Regions from separate parts of the Homo sapiens genome. Here regions 2, 3 and 4 are each linked to region 1. Evidence: chromatin contacts called from ENCODE Hi-C or POLR2A ChIA-PET data. All regions are on one chromosome and are shown on one strand. Each heading gives the region's core, a stretch centred on a gene start or an enhancer-like site at or near the end of the contact. The rest is flanking DNA. Distances are from core to core; before and after follow the strand shown.

Evidence for each region. A loop is a pair of places that touch in the nucleus more often than their neighbours do. ChIA-PET counts read pairs that join two places held with the same protein, here RNA polymerase II (POLR2A). Pooled maps may share reads with other maps.
Region 2: a loop to region 1 is called in a map of OCI-LY7, with 2.5 times the contacts of the local background. The contact joins the enhancer-like site here to the promoter of HRK in region 1. A Hi-C loop is called at or near these places in 1 of 168 maps with a recorded cell type or tissue (OCI-LY7), 2 of 37 single-sample maps with no recorded cell type and 6 of 50 pooled maps. POLR2A ChIA-PET finds 5 or more read pairs at or near these places in 2 of 52 experiments (OCI-LY7 and WTC11).
Region 3: a pooled map shows a loop between it and region 1 (2.0-fold over the local background). The contact joins the enhancer-like site here to the promoter of HRK in region 1. A Hi-C loop is called at or near these places in 1 of 50 pooled maps. POLR2A ChIA-PET finds 5 or more read pairs at or near these places in 2 of 52 experiments (H1 and activated T-cell).
Region 4: a loop to region 1 is called in a pooled map, with 3 times the contacts of the local background. The contact joins the enhancer-like site here to the promoter of HRK in region 1. A Hi-C loop is called at or near these places in 2 of 50 pooled maps. POLR2A ChIA-PET finds 5 or more read pairs at or near these places in 4 of 52 experiments (OCI-LY7, WTC11 and activated CD4-positive, alpha-beta T cell).

What each region holds. Positions count from the first base shown.
Region 1 is chr12:116,879,116-116,883,271 of GRCh38, reverse strand. HRK (harakiri, BCL2 interacting protein) reads left to right here and starts at 1,831. Exons shown (of 2, transcript NM_003806.4): 1 at 1,831-2,296. The coding sequence starts at 1,965. The coding sequence ends at 2,240. RefSeq lists an enhancer at 677-1,638 and silencers at 2,144-2,223, 3,102-3,302.
Region 2 is chr12:117,113,002-117,117,157 of GRCh38, reverse strand. The region is part of intron 2 of TESC-AS1 (TESC antisense RNA 1); the gene reads right to left. The region is part of intron 1 of LOC105370010 (a long non-coding RNA gene); the gene reads left to right. Among named protein-coding and RNA genes, the nearest start is that of TESC-AS1, 16 kb to the right of the region's middle. Within about 2 kb of position 2,182, at least 2 of the 41 ENCODE cell types and tissues checked have a DNase peak (open chromatin) inside an H3K27ac peak, as active enhancers do.
Region 3 is chr12:116,674,800-116,678,955 of GRCh38, reverse strand. All of the region lies in intron 1 of LINC03088 (long intergenic non-protein coding RNA 3088), which reads right to left. Among named protein-coding and RNA genes, the nearest start is that of LINC03088, 15 kb to the right of the region's middle. Within about 2 kb of position 1,982, at least 6 of the 41 ENCODE cell types and tissues checked have a DNase peak (open chromatin) inside an H3K27ac peak, as active enhancers do.
Region 4 is chr12:117,023,738-117,027,893 of GRCh38, reverse strand. FBXW8 (F-box and WD repeat domain containing 8) reads right to left here. Exons shown (of 11, transcript NM_153348.3): 9 at 3,574-3,747; 10 at 390-500. Among named protein-coding and RNA genes, the nearest start is that of TESC, 74 kb to the left of the region's middle. RefSeq lists enhancers at 2,179-2,714, 2,715-3,250, 2,570-3,769. Within about 2 kb of position 2,258, at least 12 of the 41 ENCODE cell types and tissues checked have a DNase peak (open chromatin) inside an H3K27ac peak, as active enhancers do.

The sequences.
Region 1 (4,156 bases), core at 582-3,081:
GAAGTGAGCCGTTAAAAGCGTGCAGATTAAAAATGGGGGGAGGGAATTGTTCAATTTAAATCCAAAGGGCTTTTTAAATAGACACTGTGTCTTCATTCTTGGAACGCTACACCCGGGCAATGGATCAGGTCCCCTCTGTAAAGACTAGGGGGATTAAGGAGGTGAGTCCCAGGAGAATGGGAAGTGGTTCTGGCGAGAAGCAAAGGGAACCAAGGTCTATCCAGGGCCCACTGCGTGCCAGGTGCTTGGCACACATTTCTCTCATTTAATCTCTGCCCCAATCCTGGGATGGAGGTATTATTATTCCCAGATTACAGGGGGCAGTATAAAACCGTGGTTAAGAGCTTAGAGCCTGCGGCATACTGCCCTAGTTCAGATGACGGTTTCATTCTTAGCTACTCTGTGAGCTAGGGCAAGAACCCTTACCTACCTGTGCCTCAGCTTCCTCATCTTTGAAATATTATAGTAATTGCATGTAGAATTGTTGGGAGATTTACCTTTAGGCAGCAGAGGCAAGGGCGCCCAAAGCCCACAGGTGCCAGACATAGAAGATGCGCAGTAGGTCTTGGCCATTATGAAGCCTAGAATAATTGGAGCTGGGTGAGGGAAAAGGCCACCAGAATCACACAGTGTTGTGGGCTTTGAGCCCTGACTTTGTTGTCATTTCACCACGCTGTGGGCCAAAAGGGACATTTCTCCTCCTGATCAATTCAGACCAAAACTAAGTTCACAGACTCGAAGAATCTTGGTTATACTCTGCGGTGGGAAGGCAAGAACGGAAGCTCCCTCAGCAGGTTCCAGACTCCCAACTTGGAGCCATCTCTGGACTCATCCCGATGGTCTGAATCCCAAAGTTGTCTGAATCCCAGTCGATTTAAGATCACAGGTTTCATTCTCCCCCACAGAATCCTGACAGCCGCCCAGCCCATCTGAACCTTCACCGTTTGTGACAACTGCAGACGCTCCAGTCTGGAGGTGCACAGGAGTGGCTGTCGGATTGGAAAAGGGGGAATTAAAGTCCCCCGCGCCCCTCCTCTCGCCGACCCCTTAGGGTCTCCACTGCGCATTAAATCGGGGTCATCGCAGAAAACTGTAACGCCATCAGGAAAATAATGTTCACAAAGAAAGCAGACAAGAAGTTTCCCTTTAGAAAGCCCCTTGCGAGGGTCTTTTGGGTGCGGGTGCCGGGCAGCGAGAATGCCTCCGTCCGCGCCCCACGCGAGCTCAGGTGGGCCCATCCAGCCTCCCACCGGGCGCTGGGGGCACTTTAGGGTCAGGTTTCTAGCCAGGCGCTGGGGGCACGTTAGGGTCAGGCTGAAAGCCTACAGGTGCCAAGTCAGACCTGAAACGAGGCAAGTTGGGTGTAATCTGACCCTTCCATAAGATTTTGAATCCACCCACCTCCCCCAAACAAAACAACAGCCTCGGAATATTTTTGAATAATGCAGCCGAATTCAGCATCAGCTTCATCCAAAACGGCAAACAAGCCTTTTTCCCTCGCCAAATCGGAACTCGAGCTGAATTCAGGAAAAGGGGAAGGAGAACAACCTTCCCTCGCGCTCCGCGCCTCCGCGGGGGTCCCCCGAGACCCCCAAAGCCCAGGACCTCCGCTGCGGGGAGCCTTCTCGCGCCGCCCCGCGCCGCGCTCCCCGTCTCCCAAACCTCGCGCTCCCTAGCTGCCGGCGCCGCTAGGGTTAAAAGTTACCTCTCGGTTTCTTCTGCCTGCAGCCCCCCCCCCAACCCCCGGGGGCCGGATGATGTAACCCCCCTCCCCGCCCCCCTCCACCATGTGACACTTTAATTAATAATAGCGCCGTCAGCACAACAAACGCACAACACAAGGAGAAACTTGGTGTCCAGGGGAGGCCCCCGGCGGCTGGAGCGCGGCGGCAGCGGGCGCAGAGGCCGGAGGGAGAGGAGGCGAGGGGCGGCCCGAGCGCGGGGCGGGAGCGAGGCCAGCGGTCATGTGCCCGTGCCCCCTGCACCGCGGCCGCGGCCCCCCGGCCGTGTGCGCCTGCAGCGCGGGTCGCCTGGGGCTGCGCTCGTCCGCCGCGCAGCTCACCGCCGCCCGGCTCAAGGCGCTAGGCGACGAGCTGCACCAGCGCACCATGTGGCGGCGCCGCGCGCGGAGCCGGAGGGCGCCGGCGCCCGGCGCGCTCCCCACCTACTGGCCTTGGCTGTGCGCGGCCGCGCAGGTGGCGGCGCTGGCGGCCTGGCTGCTCGGCAGGCGGAACTTGTAGGAACGCGGGGCTTCTTGGTGGGGCCGGAGCCGAGACCCAGCCGGAGCGAGCAACAGGTACGCGAGCGAGCGAGCGAGAGCCGGGGCGCGGCAGCTGGGCACTGGAGACGCTGGGCTGGCCCGGGAGCGGGAGAGTGGCAAGTTTGGCTTTCTTCTTTTCCCTTCTCCTTCTTCCTCCGTTCTCTTCTCTTGCAAGCATCTCCACCTCTCCTCTTCTACCCAGTCCCCAGTCTTCCCTTCCAAGTGTAAGGTCCACCGTTTCTGCCCCCATCTCTGCGAGTCCTTAAGCGCATCTTGCTACTCACTTATAGCTCAGTGGCTTGCGGAGGACTTCAGCCTCCATAATCCCCACCAGCCCCACAAATAAACACACAATGCAAGTAAAAAGTGTGCTTGCTATGGGAATGTAGTTGTAAGCCACGCCAAATACTTAAAATCTATCGCACTTCCAAGAAAGGTCCCCGGTCCCGTTCCAATCCTCTTGCCGTTCCTGAGTCGCCCCCGTCTCCATCACCTTTGCTCCCAACCTCTTGTCCCTAAGTGTCACTTCTCCAATCTCTGATCCCCATTATCTGGCACCCCAAGCGCATCTCGAGACTTCCTCCCCCTCCAGGTTTCTGGCTGGCCCAATCTTTCTTCCCAAGCTCCGCGCATTTGCAATTTTCCTCTGCCCTGCCAACTTCGCTCCTTCTCGAGTGAGGTGTCCTGTTTAAGGAGTTTGGCTTCCTTCTCCCCAGACGGTTGTAGCTGCTACGGGAAGGAGACGCCCTCGGAGTGGGCTGGAATAGGGGGCTTTCAGGGAAACTCCAATGGGAAGCCTTAAGGAAGGAACATTTATTGAGCTCCTTCGGGGTGCTGGGCACTGTTTAGGGAGGTCATGTGTTGAGAACTTAGGACAGGAAGTGGGTACTGAGCACCTAGTGTGGTTGGTATCAGTGGGAGGAAGGTACTAGGCTCTTGGGGTGGGGGGATCATTGTGCCCTAGCTGTGCGCCTGGCACTGTGCTAGGCGCTTTGAGGAAGCACACAGCGTAAGCATCGTCTTACTACTCTGGATCCTGGAGTAGCGAGGAGCGCTGCAGAGAATGAGGGAGAGAGAATCAGGCTGAGCCCACCATAGATGGGTCTAGGGCCGGAAGGTGAAGCTCGAAGGTGACATAGCCAGCCGCCCTTAGGTCCCCGCCCCCGAGCCCCGCCGCGCGCCGCAGACACCCTGGGAAGTTGGAGCGGCGCCTGAAGGCGAGGCCCGAGCGTCTGCGCCCGCGGGGAAAGGCGGCAGCCGGAGCGTGGGGGGTGGCAGCGCCCAGGGAGCTGCGGGGGTGCGCGGGGTGTGAGCCGGGACCGCAGGCGACAGATGTCGCGTGGGCCCGCGCAGCCCGGGCGCTGGCGAAGAGAAATGCGCGCTTCGGGGCGCTCTCTGCCCGGCTCCCGGGCGCCGGGGGTCCCATCCACTTCTCCCTACCTTCTCTCTCTCCTGTTGGAGAGGCCAGGGGCTCCCGCGACTGAAAGGGGCCAGGCTGAGGCTGCCCAATCCCAGGGACAGGAAGAACATTTTGGATGGATCGCGGGGTGCAGAAAAAGGAAGTTGAGCGACAGACGCGAAGCCCAAAGCGTGGAATTTGGGAAGAGGCAGAAAAAAAGTGGGCGAAGAGGAAGAGAAAAAACAAGCGACGAGATGGGGAGGGACAAGAAGTTTGGGGAGGATAGAGAAAAAGAGAAACTGCCTGGAAAACAAGTTGCAAGACAATTGAAAAGTGAATGAGAAGGAAAGAGAGGAAGGTAGTAAAATCAAATAGAACTGTGGAGAGAGGGCTGGGACACGGCTTTCTCTGGTTCTGTCGTCCAGGAGATTGGAAACGCTCTCCCCTTCCGGCACCAGGCGTGCGGGATGTCGGGTGCCCCTCCCGGGAGGCCGAGG
Region 2 (4,156 bases), core at 933-3,432, 230 kb before region 1:
GTTCTTACCACACACACAAATAGCATATAAGGGGATAGATACGTGAATTATCTTGAAATGGATATATTAATGGATATGTTAATTATCATAGAAATAATTATCTATTATAATCATTTCACTTATAGACATATATTTAAATATCACAATATACACCCTAAATATATGCAATTTTTGTCAATTATAAATCAATAAAACTGGAAAAATAAATGTCATATAAAGTCAATAAAAAATACGCGTTTAGGCCAGGCCCGGTTGCTCATGCCTGTAATCCCAATGTTTTGGGAGGCCAAGGCAGGAGGATTGCTTGAGGCCTGGAGTTCGAGACCAGCCTGGGCAATAAGGCTAGACCCCATCTCTATAAAACATGAAAAAAAAACAACTGGGCAATGTGGTGCGGGCCTGTTGTCCCAGCTATTCAGGAGGCTGAGGTGGGAAGATCACTTGAACCTGGGAGGTGGAGACTGCAGTGAGACACGATGGCACCACTGCACTCCAGCCTGGGCAACAGAGGGAGACCCTGTCTCTTAAAAAACTACAAAAATACTGTTTCAGATTATTACTTGCCATAGGCAGGCTCTTATGCACAGTACATTCCTGGGCATTTGACCATCCATAGTACACATAATTTCCTGTACCTGGTTAGGCACATAAAGCTCTGAGTGCCATACTCTGTGGTCACCATAGGAGATTTTCAAGAGGTGTCATGGCTGCCCATGATTTTGACATTGCACCCTGGCTCCACTAAACTTTGCTCCATGAGCCTCAGTTTCCCTCTTTCTGCAGTGGGGTTTTACCTTCTTACACCACATAGAAGCTTGATAAGTCATTTTTTTTTCTTTAGACACGGTCTTGCTCTGTTGCCCAGGCTGGAGTGCAGTGGGACCATCACGGCTCACTGCAGCCTTGACCTCCCAGGTTAAGCGATCCTCCCACCTCAGCCTCTTGAATAGCTGGGACTACAGGCCCACATCACCTTGCCCAGCTATTTTTTTTTTTTTGTAGACATGGAGGTCTTGCTATGTTACCCAGGCTGGTCTCGAACTCCTGGTCTCAAGCAGTCCTCCCAAAGTGCTGGGATTCCAGGTGTGAGCACCGCATCTGTGGATAGGTCATCTTTTAAAAATTCATCACAGCTGACTTTCAGAGAGCCCAGTACGCTTACTCACATGCATTGTGACAAGAGGACAAGAGGAGATTCGTCTTTTATCTTCTTTAAAGAAAGGAAGCACAGGCCAGGTGTGGTGGCTCACATCTGTAATCCCAGCACTTTGGGAGGCTGAGGCGGGCAGATCACTTGAGGTCAGGAGTTCGAGACCAGCCTGGCAAACATGGTGAAACCCCGTCTCTACTAAAAATACAAAAAATTAGCTGGATGTGGTGGCACACGCCTGTAGTCCCAGCTACTTGGGAGGCTGAGGCAGGAGGATCACTTGAGCTCGGGGAGGTGGAGGGCGCAGTGAGCTGAGATTACACCATTGCACTCCTGCCTGGGTGACAGAGTGAGACTCCATCTCAAAAAATAATAATGAAATAAAATAAAAATAAAGGGCTGGGCACGGTGGCTCACACCTGTAATCCCAGCAGTTCGGGAGGCCAAGGCAGGTGGATCACCTGAAGTCAGGAGTTGGAGACCAGCCTGGCCAATGTGGTGAAACCCTGTCTCTACTAAAAATACAAAAAAATTAGCTGGGCATGGTGGCGTGTGCCTTTACTCCCAGCTATTTGGGAGGCTGAGGCAGAAGAATCGCTTGAACCCGGGAGGTGGAGGTTGCAGTGAGCCGAGATTGTGCCACTGCACTCCAGCCTGGGCAACAAGAGTGAAACTACATCTAAAATAGTAATGAATAAATACATAAATAAATACATAAATAAATAAAGGAAGTGCTACAGAGAAGTGACTTGCCCAGGGCCACGCTGCATTCACCAAAATTCCTAAGGTTTCCTTTACCAGTGTTGTCCCAAAGAACAGCTCCAGACTGATTTACTGAGGAAAGGAAACGTTTCTTCCCTGTGAGGCCCTAAATGCAACCTGAGTTGAAAGAGGCAGAGATGGGCAAGCGACAGGCAGCCTCGGAGGAGCCGTTGTGCAGGTGCCACCTGTGAGCTGCTCCTGGCTAATGCACCACTCTCGTCCCTGGGTTATGGGGGTTAATGAGCTACGGCTTCAGCGCAGCTGCCAAGTGCCTAATCTCAGCCCAAGGTCACACACCAGGACTCTCCGAGAACACACTATCGCACATACACACTCAGACACACACCATGCCAGGTGGTGCAGAATCACACCACTGGGTTGATTCGATTTGTGATTCTCTACCCTGTATATACCCTTTACAGACACCACCACCTGGGCCCCTACTACCCCCCCAAAGATTCTAATTTCATCTGCCTGGGATTAGAGCTCTCCAGGTTGGTCTCTTTTGCAGCTGGGGTAGAGACAATGGTCTGTTGTCAAACTTGACAGCATTTTGGAATCACCTGGGGGATTTAAAAACAGCACTGGCTAGGTGTGGTGGCTCCCTCCTGTAATCCCAGCACTTTGGGAGGCCGAGGCAGGTGGATCACTTGAGGTCAGGAGTTCGAGACCAGCCTGGCCAACATGGTGAAACCCTGCCTCTATTAAAAATACAAAAAAAAAAAAAAAAATTAGCTGGGCATGGTGGCGCACACCTGTAATCCCAGCTACTTAGGAGGCTGAGGCAGGAGAATCACTTGAGCCCAGGAGACAGAGGTTGCAGTAAGCCAAGATCATGCCACTACACTCCAGCCTGGGCGACAGAGTAAAACTCCATCTCAAAAAAAAAAATTTTTAAACATTAAAAAATAATAATAAAAATAAAAACAGTACTGATGCTGCCCTTCCCACCCCTCAGCCTTCATTCACATGGGGTCTGGGTGTGGCCTGAGCATCAGGCGTTCTACATACTCCCCAGGTGGTTCTAATGTGAGGCCAGGTTCAAGAACGGCCGCTCTGGTTCATTCTGCACCTGGGCTCTCTCCGTACCGCAGTAGACAGAGGGCTCTCACTCCTGAGTCCTCCAGAAAGAGACTTTAGCTTCATGTTGCTGCTTCTAAACATATATGCATCTCGAGAAAACTCTATTGTCCTTGACTTCTGAATGTCAAGGCTGATCCAAAGCCATGGGCCTTCTGTCTGCGTCCTCCTGGATAGGAAATGAAGCCTCAGTGTGAGTGGCGTGAAGGTATCCCCCGTTCCACCATGCTCTGTGGACAGAGACAGAGGGAAAGGGAACTTTGCAGTAATCCCATCTGTCCTCAGTTCTGCCCCTGCACCTCTGACTGAGGTCCTGGGAAGGATGCCTCCTGTAGGCGCCCCTGCTCCTGGGACCCTCCCCACCTCCTGCTGACCTACCCACAGGGGTGCCTAAGTGCTGAGTTCATGCGTATCCACACCCACCTTCCTCCACCTAGAAATGGACAGGCCCACTCTTCACCCTGTGATATCTGTGGCTGGGGTTGAGCCCCAGGCTTCATAAATATTCAGGCCTGTCTATGCTTCTTCCTTCTGAGGGGCTGGGACCTGCCCCCAGGAGACAGGCACCAAATTGTCCTCCCCATCTCCTGCAGCACACAACCTGAGAACAACTAATCTCTGCGGACTTTCTGCCCCATGCACGTCAGCTTGTGCAGGGAGCCTCCTGAGAGGCCATCATTCCCCACTGAGTCCCGGCCAGGCCCAGCAACTGCACCTGGAGCAGCAGGCCCCGAGCCGGCCAATGACCAGAGTCACACTCGTCTGTTACTGCGCACCTTCCATATGGCAGCACTTCATGTAAAATCTGTGTGCCCATTTCACGGGCCATAGACGGGAACCAAGGATTGGAGGGGTGAAGTCACTTGCCTAAGGCCAAAGACAGGACTTGACCCCAGAGCTGTCCAGGTCTCTAGAGCAGGGGCTCTCAGATTTGAATGTACAGAGGAGCCAGCTCAGTAGTTCTCTCTCAACAGGTTCCAGGAACCAGCCCTTTTTTTTTTTTTTTGAGATGCAGTTTTGCTCTTCGCCCAGGCTGGAGTGCAGTGGCGTGATCTCGGCTCACGGCAACCTCTGCCTCCTGGGTTCAGGTGATTCTCCTGCCTCAGCCTCCCAAGTAGCTGAGATTACAGGTGCCCACCACCATGCCCAACTAATTTTTGTATT
Region 3 (4,156 bases), core at 733-3,232, 200 kb after region 1:
ACTGAACCCTTCAACATTGCTGGTGAGCACATAAAATAGTGTATCCCCTTTGGCAAACAATCTGGCATTTCTTTAGAAAGTTAAAGTAAGAAGAAGGGGAACGAAGAGAGGTTGATTAATGAGTACAAAGATATACTTAGAAGAAATAAGATCTGGCGTTCAATATAGTAGTAGGGTGACTATAGTCAAATAAATCAATTGCACATTTCAAAATAGCTAGAAGAGAATAATTCAAAGGTTCCTAGTATAAAGAAAAGATAAATAGACTGGGTGCAGTGGCTCATGCCTGTAATCCCAGCACTTTGGGAGGCCGAGGTGGGCAGATCACTTAAGCTCAGGAGTTTGAGACCAGCCTGGCCAACATGGTGAAACCCCCATCTCTACTAAAAATACAAAAATGAGTCAGGCCTGATGGTGGGCACCTGTAATCCCAGCTACTTAGAAGGCTGAGGCACGAGAATTGCTTGAATCCGGGAGGTGGAGGTTGCAGTGAACCGAGATTGTGCCACTGCACTCCAGCCTGGGCAACAGAGTAAGACTCTGTCTTAAAAATAATAATAATAAAAAGAGATAATTATTTAAGGTGATGGACATCCCAATTACCCTGATTTGATTATATGGTTGTATCAAATTATCACAGGTACCCTCAAAATATGTACGTCTTATATGTATGGAAAGAAAAAGGAAAGAAAGAAAGAAAGAAAAAGAAAAGTCAAGCCAGTGAATGGATAAACAAAACATGGCATATCCATACAATGGAATAATAGTTGGCAATAAAAAAAGTAGCAATAGCAAAGACATGGAATCAACCCAGGTGCCCATCAATGGTGGGCTGGATAAAGAAAATGTGGTACATAGGCACCATGGAACACTACACAGCCATAAAAGGAAAAAAATCATGTCTTTTACAGCAACATGGATGCAGCTAGAAACCATTCTTCTAAGCAAACTAACACAGAAACAGAAAATCAAATACTGCATGTTCTCACTTGTAAGGGGGAGCTAAGCTTTGGGTACACATAGTCATAAAAACGGGAATGACAGACACTGGGGAATACAAGAGGAGGGAGGATGGGAAGGGAGTAAGGTTGAAAACAACCTACCTATTGGATACTATGCTCACTACTGGGGGTGAGGGATCCATTCATACTTCCAACCTCAGTATCACGTCATATACCTTTGTAACAAACCTGCACGTGTACCCCTGATTCTAAAATAAAAGTCAAAAAGAGAAAAAAATAAAGAAAATGAATAAAGTATATGGTACTGATTCATGCTACAGCGTGGATGAGCCCTGAAAACATTACGCTAAGCGAAAGAAGCCATTGCCAAAGACCACATATTGCATGACTATTTATATGAAATACACAGACTAGGCAAAGGCACAGAGGCAGAAAATGGTTACCAGGGGGTGGAAGAAAGGGGAACTTGGGACTAACTGCTATTGGTATGGGGTTTTTGGGGTTTTTTTTTTTTTGGGAGGGGGGGTTCTTTTAGAGGAGAAAAAGCTGCTCTAAAATTAGATTGTGGTGATGGTTGCACAGCTCTGTGAATACTCCAAAAGCCCTTGAATAGCATGCATTGCATGGTATATGAATTATATCTCAAAATGCTGTTTAAAGAGAAAGATTACACAGTTCTCATGCTTTCGTGATCTTGGCCACATGTAGAGACAGTATCCGTTGGTGTCATCCTTGAACACAAAGGACAGTGATGTAAGTGCTAATAATTATGACCTGTTAAATGCATAAGCAATTGGTAGTCATAGTCAGTTCAGATTTCCAATATTGGATTACTATATCTTTATCGTATCATTTACTACTGTAATATGATATTCTACATCCACAGCCAGCACTATAAACAGTGATGTTAATTTTAGGTCTGTGAGGGCAGGGGAATTTTAAGAGTGCCAGAGCCTCTTCCCATAATCTGCCTAGTTCCGACAAAGGGAAACGCTGGCTACTGTCCCTCTAAGCTGAAGTCAAATGTGAACCCAAAGGACTTTGGCATGCAGCCACCAGTCCATCCTGTTTGCTACCAGTTCGGGGTTTTGTGTGTGTGTGTGTCGTTAAGTTTTCTCCTTGGCTGTCAGTCAAGCCTCTTCTGTGGTTTTTTTTGGTTGTTGTTGTTGTTTTGTTTTTTGGGTTTTTTTTTTTGAGATGGGGTCATGCTCTGTTGTCCAGCTGGTCTCAAACTCCTGACCTCAGGTGATCCGCCTGCCTCAGCCTCCCAAAGTATTGGGATTACAGGCGTGAGCCACTGCATACGGCCAAAATTCCATCAATTTTTTTTTCTTTTGAGTCAAGTCTCGCTCTGTTGCCTCAGCTGTAATGCAGTGGTGCAATCATAACTCACTGCAGCCTTGAACTGGTGGCCTCAAGCAATCCTTCTGTCTCAGCCTCCTGAATAGCTGGGACTATAGGCATGAGCCTTTTTTTTGGGAGGGAAGGGGGTGGATGGGGTCTTGCTCTGTTGCCCAGGCTGGAGTGCAGTGGCACGATCTTGGCTCACTGCAACCTCTGCCTCTTGGGTTCCAGCAATTCTCCTGCCTTAGCCTCCCGAGTAGCTGGTATTACAAGCACACACCACCACGTACAGCTAATTTTTGTATTTTTAATAGAGATGGGGTTTCACCATGTTGACCAGGCTGGTCTTGAACTCCTGACCTCAAGTGATCTGCCTACCTTAGCTTTCCAAAGTGCTGGGATTACAGGCATGAGCCACTGCACCCAGCCCTCTTCTTTATAGTCTTTACCCTGCAACCCCATCCCTCCCAGGGTGGTGCTGGAACCACAGCCATGAGGATGATTTGAAAAATCCCCACTGCCTTGACCGAGTGAAATTGAAGGAGGGCAGTTAGTTGGCAAGAACCAATTTCCACCTCTGGCAACAGCCTCCTTTGCTTTCTCTTAATGGTCTGTTATCCTCTCTCAAAGTTGACACATTTGCCATCCATGGAGAGTACCAAGTGGTGGCTTGGAATGTCCTATGTACAAAGGTGCCTCTCTCCATCACTCTTGCCAGCGTCCCTCCCGAGAGCATGAAGGCCAAGGTCAATGTCATCCCCTTTTCCCCAGAGAACCTTGCCCAGGGCTTCAGGCTCAGCCCGTTTTCCCCAAGTTCACGTATTCATTTTGTTCCCCCGCTTATCTTCTGAACTCTGAGGTCGGCTCTCCTTCCTATTGCTTTTTGCTGGCTTCGTTGTTTCACACCGGACGGTCACTTAGATTCCTGCCTGGATAGGGAAAGATCTTCTGATGAAAGTCCCCTCCACGCTGGGGGCCCTGGAGCAGGACTGGCCTCTCTGCAGGCAGATATTGTCTGATTTCCGGGAGCTCTAAAGAGCTTGACCTGCATATAATTACAAAATGACCTACCAGACAAGGAAATGTTTGTTTACGCTAAATCTCTGCCGCCACCCACCTCCCCCGGCCTGACTCCCCTATCAGGGAGAAAGGTTGAGTACCACCAATTCTCTCACGTCCATTGTGAGTCTTTCCTCCTGGTTTCCGTCTTGCAGGCTTTTCCCCTCCCCTCCCCTCTGGCCTGCAGGAGAGGCAGGGAGTTAGAAGTAGATGGAGTGTGGGCCGGGTGCAGTGGCTCACGCCTGTAATCCCAAGGCCTTGGGAGGCTGAGGCAGGAGGACTGCCTGAAACCAAGGAGTTTGAGATCAGCCTGGGAAACATGGTAAGACCTCATCTCTACAAAAAAAAAAATTAAAAATTTGCTGGGTGCAGTGGGGTGAGCCTGTAGTCCCAGCTACTTGGGAGGCTGAGGCAGGAGGATCGTGTAATCCAAGGAGGTCAAGGCTGCAGTGAACTAGATGGTGCCACTGCACTCCATCCTGGGCAACAGAATCAACAGAATAAGACCCTGCCTCTAAAAGAAACAAAAAAATAATAGATGGAATGAGTGTTCTTGTGGGATGATTGTGAAGTCTGATCATTTTCGCTTAGTCATACTTGCAGCAAATGTTTATTGAGCATATAATAAGAGCCAAGTGCTGTGTAGACTCGGTGTTGCACAGAGAATAAGTCTGACATGGTCCCTGCCTTCATCCAGCTAGTGGTTTAGGGGCCAAATGTCAAGTTACAACCGTGGTACCTGCCTAGGCAGAAGAGTTCAGGGCAGAGTGAAAGCATCTTACTTAGGGAAG
Region 4 (4,156 bases), core at 1,009-3,508, 140 kb before region 1:
ACAGCGTCAGATACTCACAGTCCCCGGCTTAGCGGTCAACGTGGGGGTGCACAAGTCCGATGGGCGCAGTGAGTGTCACAGGGCAAGGACTCAAGAGGGCGGGCCTTGCCCCTGACAGGATTCTAACCACAGCAGGCCCCTCAGCATACGGCTTGCCCTCCCTCTCTGTACAGCCGACAGCGTGGACTCGCCCCACGGGGCTGTCCTGCATCAGATGCTGGGTGCTCAGTACAGGTCAGCATCCACGTTTATGTTTCCAATTCGCAGAAAGGCAGGGCCCTGCCTGAGGGTATAGCCCATAGGGTGCAATGTGTCACGGCGGGGGGGGTGGGGTTCTATACATCAGTCAAACTAAGATGGTCTCTTACTCGCCCGGCCCCACCACTAACCTCCTGTGAGTAGTGAAGCTGTCCAGGTCGGCGTTTCGCATTACCGTCTGGTAAGGCACGTTGGCCGTGATGAGGCTGTGGCTGCTGAATGAGATGTGCTGCACCGGGTGCCTGGAAGGCAGTGGGAGAGAGCTCGTAAGGGGGCGTCCACTGGGCCTGCACTTGCTGCCGCAGGCCTGGGAGTTCAGAGCTGCAGGGGATTCTAGAACCCATAAAGCTAAGCTTCTCTTTCACAGAGGGAACAGGGCCCCCATGGAAGCAGTGTCTCACCTCAGTTCCCGAAGCTCAGGTGAGCAGGCCACGCTTTGGGCATGACTTTGTAAACAGGTCTGCATGCCCCGTACGCATGCTGGCATCTGCCCCCACAACCTGGTACATTCCAGACATAAAGGGCACACCCTACTGCAGACGAATCAGCCACATGCAACAGAGACTGGCCCATCGCTGCCTCCCTGGGCAAGTCCCTTGAGCTTTCCCAGCCAGGCTCTCCATCATCTATGGAGCACTGGGGGCACGTTCACTGTTGATCCATGAAGGTGCCCCCCACATCCTGCTCATAGGGCTGCAATGACACACGTACCCTGGGTGGTGAAAGCACGTTCGGAAAATCTTGGAACAAAATGGTTCCAAGTCTCTTGAACAGAGGTTTGCGTTCATTCTGAAACTTTCATGCAGTACCGGCTGTGGTCACGGCACTGAGCTAGGAGACACTGGATTAAAAAGATGTCTCATCCAGGTGGATGCCTGGCCCAGGGAGAGCCCTAGCTAGTGAAGAAGGTAAGATGCAGTCCCAGAAAACATGACCATTGTTTCTGTAGCACGAGCGATGTTACAAGCTACAAAGAATGTGTGACCCAGAGTTAAGTGCTGGGAGGAGCAGGAGGTGCTGTGGGCTGGGAGGGGTGCACAGGAGGGGACGAGGCCTGTGTGGGCTGGGCCAGGGCTGCTCTCCTTGACTAAAGCAAAGGATTCTTGGAAGTGAGGGAAGCTGGGAAGCAGTCCCTGCCTCCCTGGGGTTGGGACACCCACAGAAGGAAAGTGTTGGTGGACCTGGCATGGGACCTGGAGGATGAGAAAGACCCGGGAAGGGAGGGCAGGCTTGGTGGAGGCCTGCAGCCTGGAGGACTGAAGGAAAGTGTTGGTGGACCTGGCATGGGACCTGGAGGATGAGAAAGACCCGGGGAGGGAGGGCAGGCTTGGTGGAGGCCTGCAGCCTGGAGGACTGAAGGAAAGTGTTGGTGGACCTGGCATGGGACCTGGAGGATGAGAAAGACCCGGGGAGGGAGGGCAGGCTTGGTGGAGGCCTGCAGCCTGGAGGACTGACGGCACCCTGTCAGGCAGGCGAGGACCTGGGCTGAAGAGACTGAAGCGGACAGCGGGAGGTACATGACAGTGACCAAACAACAGCCAGACTGGGGCCTGGCAGCAGGCACTGCAGGTGAGGCCTTGAGCAAGTCAGTGAGTTCTGGGCAGGAGACCATGTGTCTGTCAGCCTTGTGCTGGTGAAAACAGTGACCACGTGGGGGACAAGCCTGGACCGCACAGGGACAGAGGCAGTGCTGGGACAGGGCCACACCTCTGGGGAAGGCCTTCCTTAGCTAGGCTTCATCTCAGTGGCCTGTCCCAGGGAGTGAAGCTTTGCTGAGAGAAAAATGAGATCTACTGGAGTTGGGGGCTGGCAGCCATCCCTGAGGACCTGGATGGCTGATCCAGGGTTTTCCTCAAAGGCAATGCTTCCGGGAATTTCAGTGCGGGAGTTTTAGTTGCCGTTTGGCACCACCTGGTGGCAATTCAGTGCATCACCATTCAGAAAAAGGGCCGAGGCGCCCTCAACAGGCACAGCCACAGCGAGGGGGCGGGCCAGGCAGTACCCAGGGCTCTGTCTGATAAAATGTGCCGGCCACAGTGTTTGCCAACACTGCCCTCCAAGGAAGAAGCCCATTCTGCATGTAACCCTGCCGCCTCTTGGAGACACCTGTCAAATTGCTGACCTTGCACTTCCATAAAGACCATGTCGCTGCTCAGAGGTTGTGTTCTCAGAGGTCGGTTTACCTTGATTTGCGGTAAGTGGGGAACAAATCTTAGTTCCTGTGGGAGGGCCTTGCCCTGTTTCTGCTCTTCTATGTTGTCATGCTCAGAGGCCACTGGCCCAGAATCATCTCGGTTTTGTAGAGATGGGGTTTCATTCTGTCACCCAGGCTGGAGTACAGTGACACAGTCACTGCAGCCTCAAACCCCTGGCCTTGAGAGCTCCTCAGTCTCCTGAGTAGCTGGGATTACAGGTGAGCCACGTGTCTGGCCGAATGTCTCTTCACAGTGGTGCTGAGGGCAGCAAGCGAGAGGGCCGGCTGCCTTTCTCCCCACCTGTCTCAAACGCAGGGTCTCCTGTTCGAGGCCTGCAGGGCCAGGTAGAGGTGGTGGCAGGTGGGCTCAAGTCAGCTCTGATGAGCCAGCCCTGGGCTGGGCTGCTGCTTTGAAGGTCAGAAGCAGGCTCACTGGAAATGTCTTAACCAGTTAGGTGCCACTGGCGTAAACCTACCTACCTCTGTGACGCCATCAGCCTGTGCTTAGGATAGTATTTATTTATATTTTGAATAGTGGTGTTAAAGGTGGAAATGACAAATTCCTCCTTCGTTGGAGCCTGAACCCCTTCAGTCCTAAGTGCTCTTCTCTGTAAACAGCATGAGGAAAGTCTAAGCAACGGGCAGAACCATGGTTACACATGACGGACTCGAGTGGAGGACAGCAGCTGGGCCAGCCCTGCCTTCCACCTGTGGGCAGGTGGGGTGTCACATCCTGGTCTAGCCCAGCGAGCTTCCTATGTTTTTGAGTTCCCTTTTCTGTTTATTAAGATGGAGAAATCCTAAAATAATCAGAATAGCACTTGCAAAAAAGTAGTTTCATTCTTAGAGAAAGCTGGGCCTGGCTAATGTAGGAATTGTGGCGATCTGAATGATGTCAGAGACAGGAACTGCATCCCCACTGACCAGCGCCATTTCCAAGCCTGTTTCCTCCTCTGCAGAGCGGTGCTGGGACAGCAGCTGGCTCCTAGGGTCACAGTAAGGATTCACCTGGCGAAGCCGGGGGGTAGGGGGCATTTAGCACCGTGCCTGGTGCAGGCTGATTAGTGCTGCCTTCCCTGTTCCTACTAGGAACTCCCAAGAGTGTCTAGAATGCACCTTACCCGGAATACACCTCCCACAGCTTCTGGTTCATCCGATAATCCCACACGGACACCAGGCCTTCCTCGCCTCCACTGACGATCTTCCAGTCATCCATCTGCACAGCAGAGACCCTGAGCTGATGGGCGGAGAGCGACAGGGCGATGTTACCACTGCGGAGGTCGTGGATCCTCACCCTGGACAGGCCCAGGAAGAGCAGAGAAGGGAAATGGGGTTAGAGTCAAAGCTTCAAATGACAAACTCCCCCTCCACGGTGCTGGTCTATGCACAACACTGCTATGAAAAACTCCTCAGCTGCAAACAAACATCGATAATAAGGACATCAAGCACAGACTGTCAGGGAGGACCCACACGGTCTCATCTGAATGGTTTAAAAGCACATGGAGCAAGAAAGACGCAGGCCAAGGACAGTGGCTGCCCACTTTACCTGCTTAACAGGGAAAAGCCACCTGCATGACTGCATGCGCAGGTTGGCCTGAGACGCCTGTCCCAGCAGTAGGTGTACTGCCCAGCACAGTAATTTTGCTGTTGGTAAAATAACCTGTTAAAGGCAAGAGCTACAAAGCCAGACACCCCAGATCCTAA